2 separate regions of the Mus musculus genome follow, and region 2 is linked to region 1. Evidence: chromatin loops called from intact Hi-C (ENCODE). Cell type or tissue: heart. All regions are shown on one strand.

What was found. Peaks named below come from ENCODE experiments on the same cell type or tissue, not always from the same donor. Only the 100,000 strongest peaks of a DNase experiment are listed, where the experiment ranks them.
Region 2: a loop joins it to region 1, with 2.8 times the contacts of the local background. A loop is called at or near these places in 2 of 42 quality-filtered maps.

What each region holds. Positions count from the first base shown.
Region 1 is chr13:37,822,811-37,830,810 of GRCm38, forward strand. It overlaps a transcript of Rreb1 not described here. Among named protein-coding and RNA genes, the nearest start is that of Gm46411, 27 kb to the left of the region's middle. In heart, a CTCF peak has its summit at 4,661; DNase peaks (open chromatin) are centred at 3,181, 3,931, 4,761, 5,061 and 1 weaker place; H3K4me3 peaks cover 3,737 bases; H3K27ac peaks cover 4,493 bases.
Region 2 is chr13:37,479,267-37,487,266 of GRCm38, forward strand. Gm40914 (a long non-coding RNA gene) reads right to left here. Exons shown (of 2, transcript XR_001780899.2): 1 at 7,857-8,000. Among named protein-coding and RNA genes, the nearest start is that of Gm40914, 4.0 kb to the right of the region's middle. In heart, CTCF peaks have their summits at 3,573 (motif pointing right) and 4,097; DNase peaks (open chromatin) are centred at 2,465, 3,065, 3,535 and 4,015; H3K4me3 peaks cover 1,414 bases; H3K27ac peaks cover 2,445 bases.

The DNA of each region.
Region 1 (8,000 bases):
AAAATAGATATTTGTGTACAAATTTGGCTGAACATATATTTTCATATTTTACTATATGACTTAGTAAAACTGCTGGGTCCTATGGTCACCACATATTGAAGAACTGCCACAATAGTTTTCAACATGGCTGTACCCTTTCCCATTCTTCAATTTCCTTGCCAACATTTATTCATTGGCTGACTTTTTGGCTAGTGCCATTTTAGTGGCTGTGCAATAGCATCTCTCCATGGTTTGATAACCTCATTCTTCCTTGTTTTTAATTAGGTATCTGGTAAATATTTGCTGTATAAAAGATATCAACATTTGAACAAACCTTTGAACAGGAGCTTTGACTTTCAAGTTTATTAATTAGCTAGGTATGAACAATCAATAGAATCTAATATTTTTTTTAGTAGCTTATTGTGTTTTATTGTGGTTTGGGATAGGTTTTTACACAATAGCCCAGGATGTCCTGGAACTCACTGGGATTGCAGGCATGAGCTACTAAGCCCCATTAGAATAAAATAAAATAAAATAAAATAAACCCTAAAGGTGACTTTTTTTGTTGCCAGAATTATCTACCGTATAAAAATGGTGATGATTTGCCGGGCAGTGGTGGCACATGCCTTTAATCCCAGCACTTGGGAGGCAGAGACAGGCAGATTTCTGAGTTCTAGGCCAGCCTGGTCTACATAGTTAGTTCCAGGACAGCCAAGGCTACACAGAGAAACCCTGTCGGGGGGGGGGGGGGGGAATGGTGGTGATTTACCGTGAGAATCCATGGAACTTTGGACATTTGAAAGTATTTTACAGAACAAACTAAACTGCAAGTAAAACTCCAACTTGGATATAGATGCTGCTTGTGGTCTAGCTTGGAAACCCAAGTTTATAATCTGAGCACTTGGGAACTGAAGACAGAAGGATGGGGAATAAGAGGCTAGCCTGGTCTACAAGAGAGAGTGTCAAGCAAAGTACCATGAAACAAACACCAAGAGACAAGTAAACAGGTAGTGGTTTTTGGAGTGCCCATCCCGACCCTCCTCGTTCAGACAGCTTATAAATTGGAAGCCCAAGAGTAAGAATTTCTGTGATGACCTTGTAAACTTTTGTTTTAAACTAGTCCATCACCTTCTCAGCAGACAAGTCCTCAAAACAATGTTTGATAGCACTTGGGAGACAGGATGGATGTGGCAGGAGGCATAGACAGTGAGTGGTGCACACACCTTTAATCCCAACACTTGGGAGGCAGAAGTAGGTAGATCTCTGTGTATTCTAGGCCAGCCTGGTCTACATAGTGAGTTCTAGGACAGCCAGAGCTACAGTGTGAGACCCTGTCTCAAAAAAACAAAACCAAAAAGAAAAGAAAAAAAAAAAAAGAAAAAGAAAAAGAAAGAAAGGTGGAGTTGCTAAGGCTATTAGTGCCTAGCACGAAGCCCATGCTAGCATGTCACAAATGGGGCACAATGATACTAGGGTCATAAGTTCAAGGTCATCCTCAGCTAATAAGTTCAAGGCCAGCCTGGGGACTTTGTGGGGAGAAAGGAAAAAAAAAATGTCACTGCTAAAAGTTTCACCAGATAGAGTTTTGCTCAGTAAACAGTAGACCCTGGGAAATGTAACAGGTTCTGAAAACTTATTTTTGATGACTGGAAGTCAAACAGTTCCCTCGCAGTCTGTGGTTTAGCCTACTTATCTCAAGTCAGGGGTAATGGTCCAACTGTTTTTCTTTAGTTCTAGAGAATTCTATCTTGGCCAGGCTTCATTTGTTCATTCTATCCTCAGATAGATACTTCTGTTGTCAGTTGCCACCTCTCCCCCACCCCTCAAACTTGAGTTCATTCGAAGGAAGACTTCAAATTAAAGCCCATAATAAGCTTTACAACTGTAGGGTGTTCAGGCATTCCAAGAGGAGCCCATGGGGTGGAGCTAGGGCAAAGGTCATAGCAAAGAGCATGTAGCAAGCTTTCTGCATGTATAACATCAACCAAGTAGTCCCAAGTGCATAACTCTATAGCCCTATTTTCTGTGCTTTTATCTTCAGAATTGGTGTGAGTGTGTGTGAAGGTAACTATTCTGAAGATGTATCCAAAACCGAGAACACGTCCCTTTTGGAACCTAAGTAGAAACTGGTTGGAGGTTGGAAACATGTCAGCTGCTTTATGGAGGAAGCACAGCTGAGGCCTGGTTTCCCTGGGCTCTGTGATAACTTGGGCCAAGGCAGTGTGGTGGCTTCAGGAGCCCCGGGGATGGAGAGAAATTCGCAGGAGGACCCATGCTTTTCACAGTTGAAACAGGAGCCCTCTGAGAGAAAGAGATATTTCAACGTGGCTTCCCTGACGCCTTGAAGGGAGCTGTGGATGACACAGCACCAGTCATTCCGTCGCGGGGTGGGGACAAGGTGGCGGTAGACGCCATCCTTAGGCCCCTCGCAGGCAGGCAGCCTCCGCTGAAGCATCGTGTATAGAGAGGGAGAGAAGGCAAAATGATAAAAATCCAGGGCCCTTGCGTTTGTTAGAGAAGAGAAGCACTCTCCTAAGTAGCTGCGCTGGTGGGAAGGACCAACCTGGGAGAGAAACTGCAAGAGGTTGGGGGCGGGGTGAAGCGCCTGCTCTTTAATCTCCGGCCCCATCCTCTAACTCGCCCCACCTGGATGCAGGGCGAGGACCGCGTACAGAAGGAACTGTGCGGCTGGGACATCACTTTCAGATTCAGGGGGAGCAGCGCTGGATCTGGGGTCCACCGTCACCACACTACCCTCTCTCGGGCCTCCTAGGCGTCCCCCCAAGCTCCTCTCTGCATCTCTACCTCTGTTAAAATAGTGAAACAAACCCTGTTGTAAAGTGATGGAAAGCCTCGGGCTGAGAGCCACTGGCAGTGAGGGGTTGGAGGGGAGGGGGCACGGTGGCTGGAGCTAGTGGCCACCAGTGAGCGCTGGGTGGGTCGGAATTGCGCTCAGCTGTAGCGGCCGAGACCCTTCCCCTCCGGCTGCCGGGCCCGCCCCTGGCCCCGGGCGCCTAGGGAGGGCGTGGGGCAAACTTGGGGCTGCTGTAGGGGGTGAGGTGGGAACTCCACCTCCACTCATCCCGGGATAGTGGCAACTGCGGTTGCCTAGCTAAAACTGGGGCGGGGGTGACGACAGGGACAGCCGGGTACCGCGGTCCTCCCGACTCCCCCAGCTCGTTCAGCCGCGGCTGCTGCGGCAGCTCTGTAACACGTCCCCAGGAGACTCGCAGGAGCAACACGTGATGTGTCTACTTATCAGGGTGAGAGGGGGAGAGCGAGTCTCCGAGTGTGCGGGTGAGGAAGCGGGGCGGGGGGCCGAGGCGGGGGCCGGGAAGACGGCTAGGGCAACGGGGTCGCCAGCTCCTCGCCCACCTCCCTCCCTATGGGAGAAGAGGAGGAGGGGAAGTGACTGCGGAGTTGATGAACTTTGCACATCCAGAAACGCCATTTTGATTCCTTTTCCGGAACAAGTTTGCATCTCTCCTCGTTCTCTCCCCGAAGCCCACCGGTCCTCACCGCATCATGCCTGGGAGCCCAGCACCCTGCCGGGCCGTAAGTACGCGTCCCGGGTCCCCCGCTTGCGGCACTCCGGTGGTTGCGAGATGCCCGGGGCATTGCCGGAGCGACCTTTTAAAGAACTTTTTGGGGATGGGGAGGGTGAAGTGTGCAGAGCGCGGTGTACTTCTGAAACTCGGCGTTTGGCAGAAAGGACCCGCGCACCCTGGCAGCATGCGCTCGGTTGGGGCTGTGGGGTAGGGGAGCCGGGATGAGCTGGGCAGCCCTCTCCCCTCGGGCTGCGCGCCCGGCCGCTCCTCCTCCTCCTCCTCCCCTTCCTCCGCTCCTTTCCCCTTCCCGAGCTGCCGGCTCTGCCAACCAGCTCCCAGCGCGAGCCGCCGCAGCGCCCCGCCAGCAGGACCTGATGCGCATCCATATTAGCCGTCCGAGCGCAGGAATCCGGCCCGACCCGCGCCGCCGAGTTTATTTTTAACCAGCCCTGCCGGGACTCGGATGGTGCGCGCACCGCGGGCCAGAAACATCTTCCCAGCGCTGCTCTCCATCTTCCGCCCTCTCTCCCCCGACATCCTCCCCCCCATGTGGGAGGGGAAACTTTTCTCCTACATACTTTCTAGTCCCTCTCGGGTCGGGAAGCACGGAGATGACGGAGCCAGCCCGCCGCCGCAAGGTATCCGGGGGTGCCCACCCGGGGTGCAGGCGCGGGGGCCGTGCGTTCGGGGCTGCTCGGTGGGAGCATCCGCCGCGCCCTGCTCTGCGGACTTTGATCCTCCCGGGCGGACGGCGCCGACCGGGAGGGGCGGCAGGCAGCCCCGAGCCCTCTGCGAGTTCCCGGCTGGCGGCGGGGCTGTGAGCGACCACCGTCGCTGGGAAGGAGGGGAGGCGGCGACCCGGGCCGCGCCGACGCGTATTGTTGGTGACTCCGAGGCTGGCTGGGTACGAGCTTTGGGGGAGCCCCCGACGTGGGGCGAGCCTGCATCGCGGAGGGGGGGCTCGCGCCCGGCGCCGTCACGAGCACAGGAAGGAGGCCGGGAGCATCCGAGGCGGGGCCGGCGCCCGCCCCACCGCCCAGCTGTGGAGCGCGCTCGGAAACTTTTGTCCGCCACCCGCTGGACCAATTTTTCTGGAGTTCTGAGGCTTCGCTTTTTCCTCACACCCCGGCCTGCCCAGCCGAAAGAGGGGGTTGGGGGAAGCCGGTGTCCCCCGGGGAGGGGGCACCGACGACTTCGAGAGGCACGGGCCCCCCCATCAGGCCCAGCTCCCCGCGCCCCCTCCCCGTTCGCGGTCTCTTAGGAAACTGCGACCTTAATGGTTGCTAAGGAGCAGGGGAGGTCCTTCCCGTCGCCGGCCCCCTCCCTGGGAGGCGGTGTGTTTTCTGTACAGGGCTAGGGTCGCATCGAGGATGTGACCCGCTCTCTGGCCCGGGGTGAGTGCGGGGCGCGGCTACGGTGCCTGCGGGCAGCCGGCCGAGGTCTAGGGGCGTGGGGACCCCACTGGGCTCGGGCTCGACCGCTTGACAGGCGCCGCGTGTTGCTAGCTGCCCTCGTCCGCGGTGCATCCGTGATGGGTTATAAAAGAGGAGGAAAGTTATTTTTCCTTGCTCAGCAGATTTGCCCTCCCTCGTTCCTTACTGGTTAAGAGATAGAACGTGAGCCCAGATCCGGACGAGCAGTTCACATTCCATTACGAAATTCTACACGGCTTCAGAGCCAGCAGCAGCACTCATTCGGGGCATTTCGGAGGAGATTTTCTTCTTTGGGGGATGCTGGTAGTGGTGGTGGTGGCGGAGACCGATACAGGGTGAATAAAAAGCAACTTTTGTCGGGGTGTCGAAAACCTTACCCTCAGGTTTCCATTGTTAGACTGCTCAACACTGGGTCTCGTTTTCGAGTTAGAGCTAAGCATATCCTTGTGAAAGCCTATGGGAAGAAAGTTGGTTAAATAAAGATGTTGGGAGTTGGCAAAGTATTCTTGCAAATGATTCTGCAAAGGCTCACTTGTTGCTTGTGCATCCCTTGGTTGTGAGATTCCTTTTTCAGATAATATGGTGGTCTGTGTCTGCGTGCGAGTTGTTGTGCAATAGATAATTGGAGTGGAAGGTGGAGAAATGAGAACAGCCATGAAAAGAATGTGTTGATGGCTTTTAACATCCTCTAGGTTTGATGCTTTCATGAGCAGGCAGGTATAGTTTGTAATTTAACCCGGAAGTCTGAGTTGGAGGCTAAGGTCTTGGTTAAAACTCTTAAGAAAATTCTGTACGTAAGCCCTAAAAGAATCCATAGTTTCTTCGGAAAGAGTTCAGTATACTCTTAAAACACGTGCAAGGGTGGACTCGTTTTAGAGGTTTAGAGTTGCTGTTTGTTTGTTTTTACCTCTGCCCATTGGGGTACCTACTGATGGGTCTTCCTTTGATGTATTTGGTTACAGTGAATTAAACATTTGAATGGCTCTAATCAAGTTTTAAATGTGTGAAAAAAAAACCCTCCCCAATTTTTACAAAAGAAAGGGAGAGAGGGGTACTTTGATTTAATTATTTTCCCGTTCTCCATTTATTTTTGGGTTAAGTTGCACTGTCTCCATCTTACAACATACTTTTACGGTAAGATGGCTGGCTGTCTTTTCAGCATGTTTTGTTTTTTAAGAAATGCTTTACTCACTTAAGAAATGCTGTTGATGCTCAGTGGTACATGGAATATTATTCTCGGCCGTTTCCCTGGATACCGCATTATTCCTCATCAGAAACTCAGACAGCATAACCCTTGCCGTGGACGTGATGGGGAACGTTTGCCTGACTCAGCTGGTTACAGGTGGTGCATTCATTCCTAACCATTTACATCATCAAGCAAGTGACCTTTTGATGGAAGGGGCCTTTATTTTAGATTTCTTCAGACAGAACCATCTGAGAGAGATTATTTGCATCCAGTACAGGTAGGAAGGGGAGGGGAATGCAGTGTGTTAGTCCTCATCTGATCAACAGCTGTTTATTGCTTTTCTGCCCCTAAGTCAGGCACTAGGTAGCAGCTGTTAGCAAACAGCTTCTGGGTTGCTTTTTGTTTGTTTGTTTGTTTGTTTGTTTCACTTTTCTGTTTTAACCTGCTGCTGTATTGGTTCACTTCCTAGGTCAGTTTGGAAGTCTGTCTTTCTATTGTGTGCCCACTCTAACATCTCTTAACAGCTTCAGCTAAGTAAATTTCCTGGTTAATGAAGTTGAAAAAAAAATTCTATCCTCTTAGGGTTTTGCGTGACATAGTTAATATAAACTTTTACAGAAATTGGTTAAACAGGCTCTCTAGAAGCAGCTAGAAGTGGGTTCTTTTGATGTTTTTATTCATTATCCTTCTGAAAAGTAGGTGGTGCTTAGAAGGTCATAGGATAAGGGTTGCTAAGCAGCTAAACAGAAGGATGCTAAAATTAACTGAAGCTTTTTTGAAAGGGAGTCCTTCCCTGTTTTACATTACCTACTAGGTTTAATTAATTTCTGAATCTTCCATGTTCTTTGATCTAGGAAGGTAGTATGTTAAAGTTGGTCTTTGTTTTTGTTATTATATTCAAATAATCTTCCTTTTGTAAGTGTCTTTAATTGAAGTTCAGTATTCTCTCAGTATTCTCTTGACTCCTTGCTGTGGTGTCAAATGGCAGCTTGTCTGGGGTGACTTTCTTGTCTGTGAAGAGGTAGAACTTCCCTTTTGTTATTCACGTATAACTTCACCTGCTTTTGCATTAATAAAGGATTTTTATGTTTATTTTGGAAATTCTACATAATCCACAAAGTGATGTTTTGCCATTGTATTTTTATTAAACGTTTGCATTCAAAAGATAGAAGTGCAATATAGTATCAATAGTAACTACAATATAGTCCCTCCTGATGAGAGGACAATGGCTTTCTTTCCTCCTAGATTAGATTGTGGATGTGGCTGTTCCTGGTCCATGTTACCCTACTTCCCTGGCTCTGTCTGTTCAACCCAGCTCATAGATAATCTTTTTTTTAAGTACTCTAGGTTTAGAATATATTTGGAAGGACTGAACAGATGTTAGAAGGCAAAAGTATTATGACTTGTGTATTGTCTTAGTGTTTCAAGGTTTTTGAAGTTTTTCATGATGAAAGATGCAAGCTGGTGGCTGGAAACCCTCCCTTCTGTTGGGTGGCAGGCCCGCTGCAAAGCCAGCAGCTTCCCTGCCTCAAGGTTATGCGTGTTTTCCTGACCTATCAAGCAGGCCTCCTTGAGTCATATTTTTATATTCAAGTGTAATTAAAAGATTGATAGGTTTTCTCTCTCTTCCCCCCACCCCCTCAATTTTTTTAGATTTAGATTGTGCTTCTAGGGTGGGAGCAATCAAGTACCTCTTTGAAATGCATGCAGGGGTCAGAGAGTGGTTTCCATGCCCAGGGGTGAGGGGTAGGGGGTGGGGGTAGATCCGAGGTAAAAGGTGTACCGTCTGAACCCGGAGGGAAGTATAAGATGTGCTTTCTGAAATGCATCATTTACTTTTAACTTCCCCCACTC
Region 2 (8,000 bases), 340 kb before region 1:
ACAAATAAGACCATGGAGTCCACCCCCAGCTCTGCCAAAAGGAAAAAAGGAGGAGGTAGGAAGGGCTGAGACGTGGAGAGTTAGCTTTAGCATGAGTGAATAAGGAAGGCACCGCGTTCTGCTCTTTATAGGCATATTTGCACACTCCCCACAGAACACACAGTTCAAGTGCAAGCTCAATAGAAGAGTGCTCGTCTAGAGTGAGAGACCCTAGATGGCATTCCCGGATACAAAAAAAAACAAGCACCCATCAGTGACTTAGGGGTATGGCTCAGGAACAGAGGGATTGTCAAAGGTGTTGCTCTTGATGCTGTGAACAAAACCTGAGGGAATTATCTTAAGGGAGGAAAAATCTACTGGGTCTCGCAGTTTGAAAGAAACAGTCGCCCTCTGAAAGAAACAGTCTATTGTGGTCAGGAAGCCAACTAAGTGCTTCTTGGTGAAGGGGACGCATAGAGGATGCTCACAACTGGGCATCTTGAAGAGGACTGAGGACAGAGGAGGAACGGACCACAACTTTCTCACCCAACTTTATCAAGCACTACCTCCTAAAGGTTTCAGAGTCTCCCAAAGCCCTGCCACCACCCAGGCACCAAATGTTCTGACACATGAGAACCATTTTGCACCCAGTGAGTGATATCCTGAGGGGTTGTTGTTGTTGTTTTGACTTTTGGATACAGGGTTTCTCTGTGTAGCCCTGACTGTCCTGGAACTTGCTCTGTAGACCAGGCTGGCCTCCAACTGCCTGGCTCTGCCTCTGAGTGCTGGGGCTAAAGGTGTGTGCCACCACTGCCCAGCCAGAGACCCCGAGTTTTATCATCAACATGCAACAATATTATCAATTTCATGCCCACCCTGTAGTGTGGAAATACAAAGAAATGGGGTTTAGAACTGGACACAAGGAAGTCAGCCCGGGCTTCGCAGTAAGACTGTGCTCAACACAAACAAATGGCGGCACGTGAGGTTTGTCATGCTCTCCATTGTGCCCGGCATCCCTGGAGGCACATGCACTCTGCCAAAGCAGAGTGCTCCCATGAGGTGCCATTGTCCCCAGGACACGTAGTGTTTTCATTGTGTTGGCTTCTTCTAGCCATGGTTAGAACAACGAAACAAGAATCATACTATTTCAGAGGTTCAAAGATACCTCCAGGGCTGGAGGGGAGAGAGAACTAGCCTAGGTCCTCCCTGGATTCCATCCCAGTGCTGCAGGCAAAAAAATTATAATTAAATAAAAGAGCGTCTTGGTGTCTTCTGCTTTTACTCATTTGCCTTAAAAGTAGTATACAAGCCCAGGGCCTGCCAGCAACTTTTGATTTTACCCGAAACAAAATGAAAAAAACAGATGCTGTCTCACCCCGCAAAGAAAAAAACCCAGAGAGCAAATGAGTATCACTGGGCGCACACACAGTTTTTGGAGACATACTTGCATCTTCAGGGTTGAAATTCACATTGTGTAAAATACTATGGGAGACAAAGGGGATCCTGGCTGAATAAGATGGAAAACCACTTCCTAGAACAACAATATTCCAGCCATGTTCCAACTGGGGCTTGGGAGCAGGGGGTGATCCTAAACAATCCAAGTCTCCACGTGGAAATAATATTTATTATTTCTCTCCCCTCCACACCCTGGAGTAAGACAACACTAAGAGCTGGCTTTCCTCTTGACTTACCAACCCCTGAAGCTGAGAAACAAGACTCTGTGGGCCTGTTAGGTTTATGCAATTGCACACCGGGCTCTTAGGTGCTTCCAACGCTACTAACAATCTAGAGACAAATGAGCGCCTTTAGGCCACCAGAAACCAGAATTCCAGGTGAGTTCTATAAAGAAAAAGAGGTAGGGAAAAGAGCAGAAGAAAGAAAGAAGGAAAAAAAGGAGAAAGGAAGGAAGAGAGATGGGGGAACAACAAAGGAGGAGGAGGAAGAGGAGGAGGACAAGGAGGAGGACTTTTTGTTTTTAAGTTTAGCTTTTTTTGAGTGTTTTTCGTTTGTTTGTTAGGGTTTTTGTTTTGTTTTGAGAGAGGAGCTTATTGTTTACTCATTATGTAGCTAAGGCAACCTTTGAACTCACAGACATCCACCTGCCTCTGCCTTCCTCCTAGTGCTAGGATTAAAGGCCTGCATCACCATACTGGACCCTTAATGGACTTCTCTCAGACTTGTTCAGCATTATGAGAAAAAGGAGGAGGGGGAGATGATTCTGGGAGATTGAGCAGCCAAAGGATAAAACTGTACTCATTTCTCAACAGCAAGCCTTTGCAACCTAAGCTCCCGAGTAAAAATTTTTTAAAAAGGCAGGCTTCTTTTCCCTTCCCACAAGGGAAAACCAGAAGGGGTGGACCACTAGCCCTCTTGTGAAAAAGATGCTCCATCAGTTCATTCAAATTCCAGCCCAGCAGGTCCACTTCCTGCCTCTCCCATCCTTTGTCCATCCTGCAGAGGAGCGCTGTAGTTTGCTAGCCCCACACAGAACTCCCTAGGGCCATTCCCTCGCTCCTTGGTGACCCTCATCCCTCCGTGGCCACCAACCCTCAACCCCCCCCCCAAAAAAACTAAGAAAGTCCACCCTGCACTCCATCTCAAAATGGCGTTCCCTCCCCCAGCTCCCCCCCCCCCCCAAGAAGCCTCATTCCTCACAACATTCTAAGCTCCAGGGCTGTAAGTTTTGCATCCTCTTTTCTTCCCAGCCAGTCGTAGTGTATATTCACACCATTCTCTCTGGGCCAGATCTCAGCTGATGGGAGCAAAACCCTGTCTGTCTGTCTGCTTTCAGCTTGTTTCCATTCCATCCAGGGCCAAGCTTCCCAACTACCAAAATAGGCAAGTGTCCCAGGTTTTCCTGCCGTACCTCTAACCTTGGTTCCTTGATTAAGTACTTGGTTCCTCTCTACACAGAACTGGACTCTGTCCAACTTGTGTCTCTAGGTCTTCAAGTGTTCACTCAGGAGATGTTTTTTTATCCACAGGTCCCTGTTTACCATTGGAGTTGGTTCTTAAGGATCCTCAGAAAGCATCAGGGGAGGGAACCCTGGTCCACAGCTCTTGCCCCACCCCACCCCGATCCAGGCAGGAAAAGGAAGCCCCTTTGTATGCACAACTTGCTGACAATTGCTGGCTCTTGCCAGAGTGGCTTTCCTCTCTCAACATAGGAAGCTGCTAAGAACTGCAACAGGGCAGAGACAGAGAGAGACAGAGAGAGAGAGAGAGAGAGAGAGAGAGAGAGAGAGAGAGAGAGAGAGACAGAGAGAGAGACAGAGAGAGAGACAGAGAGAGAGACAGAGAGAGAGAGAGACAGAGAGAGAGAGAGAGAGAGAGAGAGAGAGAAAGGAGGAGCTGTCCCTTCCGAAGACAGCAGGGTTGCAGAGGCCGCACAAATGCTACTGTGAGTTATTTCGGGACCAGCAATGAAACACCGAGCCAGTCTTTGCTCTCTGAGCCAGCCACACCAGCGCGGTTCGACTTTTGACATCTTTTCCCTGTGACGAGAAACGGCTGGCTCTTTCAGCAGTTATAGGGGAAAGGGCCTGCTAACCAAAGGGAAGGAAACCCACACCACAGACCCTACAGGAAGGAAGGCCTGCGCCTGGAAACTCACAGGCAGGAGCCATTAGAGGGCAGCAAGTGTCTGGGAACCCAGGCAGCAAGAATCTCTCTCTCTCTCTCTCTCTCTCTCTCTCTCTCTCTCTCTCTCTCTCTCTCTCTCTCTCTCTCTCTCTCTCTCTCCCTCCTCCTTTCAATTACAGGGTGTCTCTAAAGGCAAAGCACCAGGCTCCAGCGTCAGCAGAAATACGAGTTGGAAAGACCCAGACCCAGGCTGTTGGAAGGGAAGGCACCCTCCAATCCCCAAAGCAGGCCCCTCTTGGCAAGGTCGAGCAGTGGCTGTGCAGGTCTCACCCTTACTGCCCCGGAACCCCCCTGGGTCGAGGACCCTGGCAGAACCAGCGCTGCTGTGCAGAGAGAGAGAGGGTGGGGAACTTGGGCACCCAGCCTTTTGTGTCACTTTGCTCCTTGGCCTCCTGCAACTCTAGGACAAAGGAGCGCCTGGGAGCTGCCAGCAGCCTGGGGGCACCACTGGGTTTGACAAGGAAGGACGAAACCTGATCCCTGCCAACGGGACAAGTCCTTGTGCTGTTCTGTGAGGTGACCCAGTTCTGAGACCAGACCGCTAGGCTCTGATCACACTGCATCTCTCACACACCCTGCTCGCACCCCTCGGCCTCCGAGGTAAGACCGTCGCATCCTTCCTTCCACCCGGACAAGTGAGAGCTGCCACTGGGGCGTCCCCTGCGGCAGCAGCTGCACACTCTAAGGTGTTGTGTTTTATTAAAAAATAAATAAATAAATAAATAAGAGCCAAAGATATGTTTGATAGAGCCAGGTATGGTGAGATGGGAGGGGTGCCTCAGCTAGCCCATGCTGAGGCATCCCCTAACCCCTGAGGTACCAGCCATAGGATAGTATGGAATAGAGTTTATTTAGGGCAGGGAAGGGGATTTGGGAAAGGAGTAGAGGGGGCGGGGGAAGAGGGAAGAGAGTTGAGGAAAGGCTGGCCAGGAACATGTGGAAAGAGGGGGAAGGGGGAAGGGGTCAGGAAGAGAAGGCGCAGAGCAAGCAGCCCCTTTTATATAAGTAAGCCAAGCCTACCTGGCTGTTGCCAGGTAACTGTGGGGCAGAGCCTAGAAGGAATACTAACATTCCTCCGTTTTGATTTAATTTTTTACAAAGGAAAAACTAGAAAGAGGTGATGGTAAAGCAGGAATCGGGTCGCCGTAATTTTTAGGGGCTTCCTGCGGACTTTGGGGCAACATGTCTCTGGGAAACCTAAGAAAATGGGTGTATGGATGTTGGTCTTAGGAAAGCTGGCTGTTTCCTTGCTGTCCAGGGTCTGTGGACCCATCTGTGAGTAGGAAGGAGTAGGCCCAGCAGCAGCGGCAGTGTCTGTGAGAGTAGATTAGCACATCTGTAGGTTACTTCACTGGAACGGTCCTGGATGTAGATTTTGAGTAAACACCTGGACTTGAAACACCCAGCTCTCCTAAGACTACACTCAGGGGAAAGGGATGGCTCAGCATAGGCCTGCAGAGACATCCTTGGCGCTCTCTCTCTCTCTCTCTCTCTCTCTCTCTCTCTCTCTCTCTTTCTCTCTCTCTTTGGTTTTTCAAGACAGGGTTTCTCTGTGTAGCCCTGGCTGTCCTGGAACTCACTCTGTAGACCAGGCTGGCCTCGAACTCAGAAATCCACCTGCCTCTGCCTCTGCCTCCCAAGTGCTGGGATTAAAGGCGTGTGCCACCACGCCCGGCTTCTTTCTCTCTCTTTTTTTTTTTTTAAATAGAACACAATGTAAGGGACCCAGGGGCAGCTAGGAGTGGTTTCCTGCCTATCCTGCCAAGGAGCCTCTTTATATTTTACTAAGGCTTCTACCAGGAGAAGGCTTCTGGACTCTAATTAGAGCCCAGTCGGGGTAGGTCACTGGGAGACAGCAATTGAGGGTCTGGTGCAATCTGGTTACTCATTTCTTTCCCCAAGCCCCCAGAGGACAGCCCTGACTCACAGTCACCGGATTGGAAGACCTTCAGATGACATGTTCTAGTTCAAAGGGCCTGGGCAGATTCAAGTGTCAAGTTGAAGGTGACAGGTTACCAAATCCTAGCACTGAGCTTTCGCCTAGCCAACACGCACAGGCTGAAGCAAGATGCCCTGTTCACCTCCTTCCCAACACTCAGTCTCATGTCCACCCTGTTGAGAAGAGCTCCCTTGCCCTGGCCCTGACCTACAGCAGGTGACCTAAGTAAGGCTAGTCTCCCCATCCCGTCCACCATACCCGATGTTTCTTGGTCAGATAATTCTTAGTTATTTTGGAGTCAATGCTACTACCCCCATGGAACCTTAGGCTCTGAGGCCCTGATTCTCTGCCTTTGCTTTTCCATGGTCTGCCCTTGGGACTCTCTCCTCCTTTAGCTTCATGACGTAAATAAGAAGAGGCTATGGGAACCTCTAAACTAGATTCATAGATAGACCCATCACTCACAGTGAGAACACAGTGGCTAGGAACCTATCGGAGTGTGTGGAGGACTTTGCCAGCATTGGGAGGCGTTCTGATTTCCTGTAACAGTAGACCAGGAATTCAGACTAAATTTCCCACTGACAACCATTCAAGACCCTACAAAATATAAAAGAAACCCAGTTCTTCCAACCCGAGAAATACTGAGCCATAACGTTGGCTGCTGACCTTAGAAACAGTCACCAGATTGGAAGATATTCACGGGACAGGCTCTGGTCCAAAGTGACCAAGTGGACTGATCACCACCCTCATTGCCTAGCACACTGCTGCTGTCATTAAAAACTCAATCTGATGCTTGTAGCTTTGGATAAAAACTCCATGGAATGAATACTTACAGGATTTGTTTTATTTGTTTGTTCTGTAAACTAACTCCACCTGGCTAAAAGAAGACACTTCTTCTACATTGCCTGAAACCTCTCTCTGGCCTGTCTCCCACTGTACTACTGCTGTAAAGGCAGACACATCCTGATAGAGGCTATCACTTCAGTTGCAGCCTCCACAGTCCCTATGAACCAACCACAAAAGGGTCTCTGCACTGTTAGGTGTTTGGTCTCACTCACCATGAAGGCTTAATCTTTTTTTTTAAGATATTAATTAATTAATTAATTAATTTATTTATTTATTTATATGAGTACACTGTAGCTGTCATCAGACACACCAGAAGAGGGCATCAGATTCCATTATAGATGGTTTTGAGTCACCATGTGACTGCTGGGAATTGAACCTGTGTCCTGTGTAAGAGCAGTCAGTGCTCTTAACCACTGAGCCATCTCTCCAGCCCGAGGCTTAATCTTTATCATAGTGTTTTGGATTTATTCTTCACTTCCCTGAACTGCCTTCTTCATGTCTAAGATAGTAGTGCTGATAGCAACAAGCTCAGTGCTATTGTAAGGGTTAAGTAAGATGGTGTAGCTAAAACACAAAGTACTGTATCCTTAGCTTGCAGTAAGTGATGAGTGAATATTAGGTATGGTGGCATGCACCTATAATCTCAATGCTGTAAAAGGGGAGACAGGCAGATCCCCCGAGCTTTCTGGTCAACATTCTAAATGAATCAGTGTGCTTCCGGTTCAGTGAGAACCTGTCTCAGAAAATAAGGAAGGCTAGAGAGACGGCTCAGCTGTTAAAGGCAGGAGTTCTCTTGCAGAGGATGGGAGCCCAGCTCTCAGCACCCACGTCAAGAGGGTCACAACTGATGTAACTCCAGCTCCAAGGAGCAAAAGCTCTCTTCTGGCCTCCTCCAACCCTGCACTCAGCATGTATAAAGCCATACTCAGATATACACATAGATGCTTAATTTAAAATATGCATTTAAGAAAAAAAAAGAAGAAGAAAACAAGTAAAGGGAGAACGTGTGTAAACTTAGGGCTACCCTAGACAACATATTGAAATCATATCTCAAACAAATAAACACATGAATATAATAGGGTTTAACAAGAACTAGGGTTCAGAACATGCTATATACAAAAGAAGAAGGAAGACAGTGGCTGAAGAAGACAAAAGACCTTGATCTCTGCCTACACACACCAGCAGACACATGTACACACACATGCACATAAACACATGAAGTACTACCAACATCATCTTCAACTACAGACCAATACCTGAATTTCTTTTGAAAAATTGTACCAATTCATCTTTTTTTTTCCTAACAAGATGTACATCCTGCTCCATCTTTAGATAATTTTGCCTGTTGCCAAGTACACCTTTTCAGTAAAAGTTTAATTTCTCCTCTACAATGCTTGAGAGATTGGCACATCCTCCTGCCTTCCGCACTCACCACACCCATCGCACTTACCACGTCCAGTTCTTCCCACCTGGTTGCTCTGGACAGATGGACGCTCTTGGCTCTGCCTGGGTTGGTATGGGGCATGGCCAGCTCAACTCACTCCAAACCTTGTACTTCTTTAGCATCATTCCATCTCAAATATGTTTTGAGAAA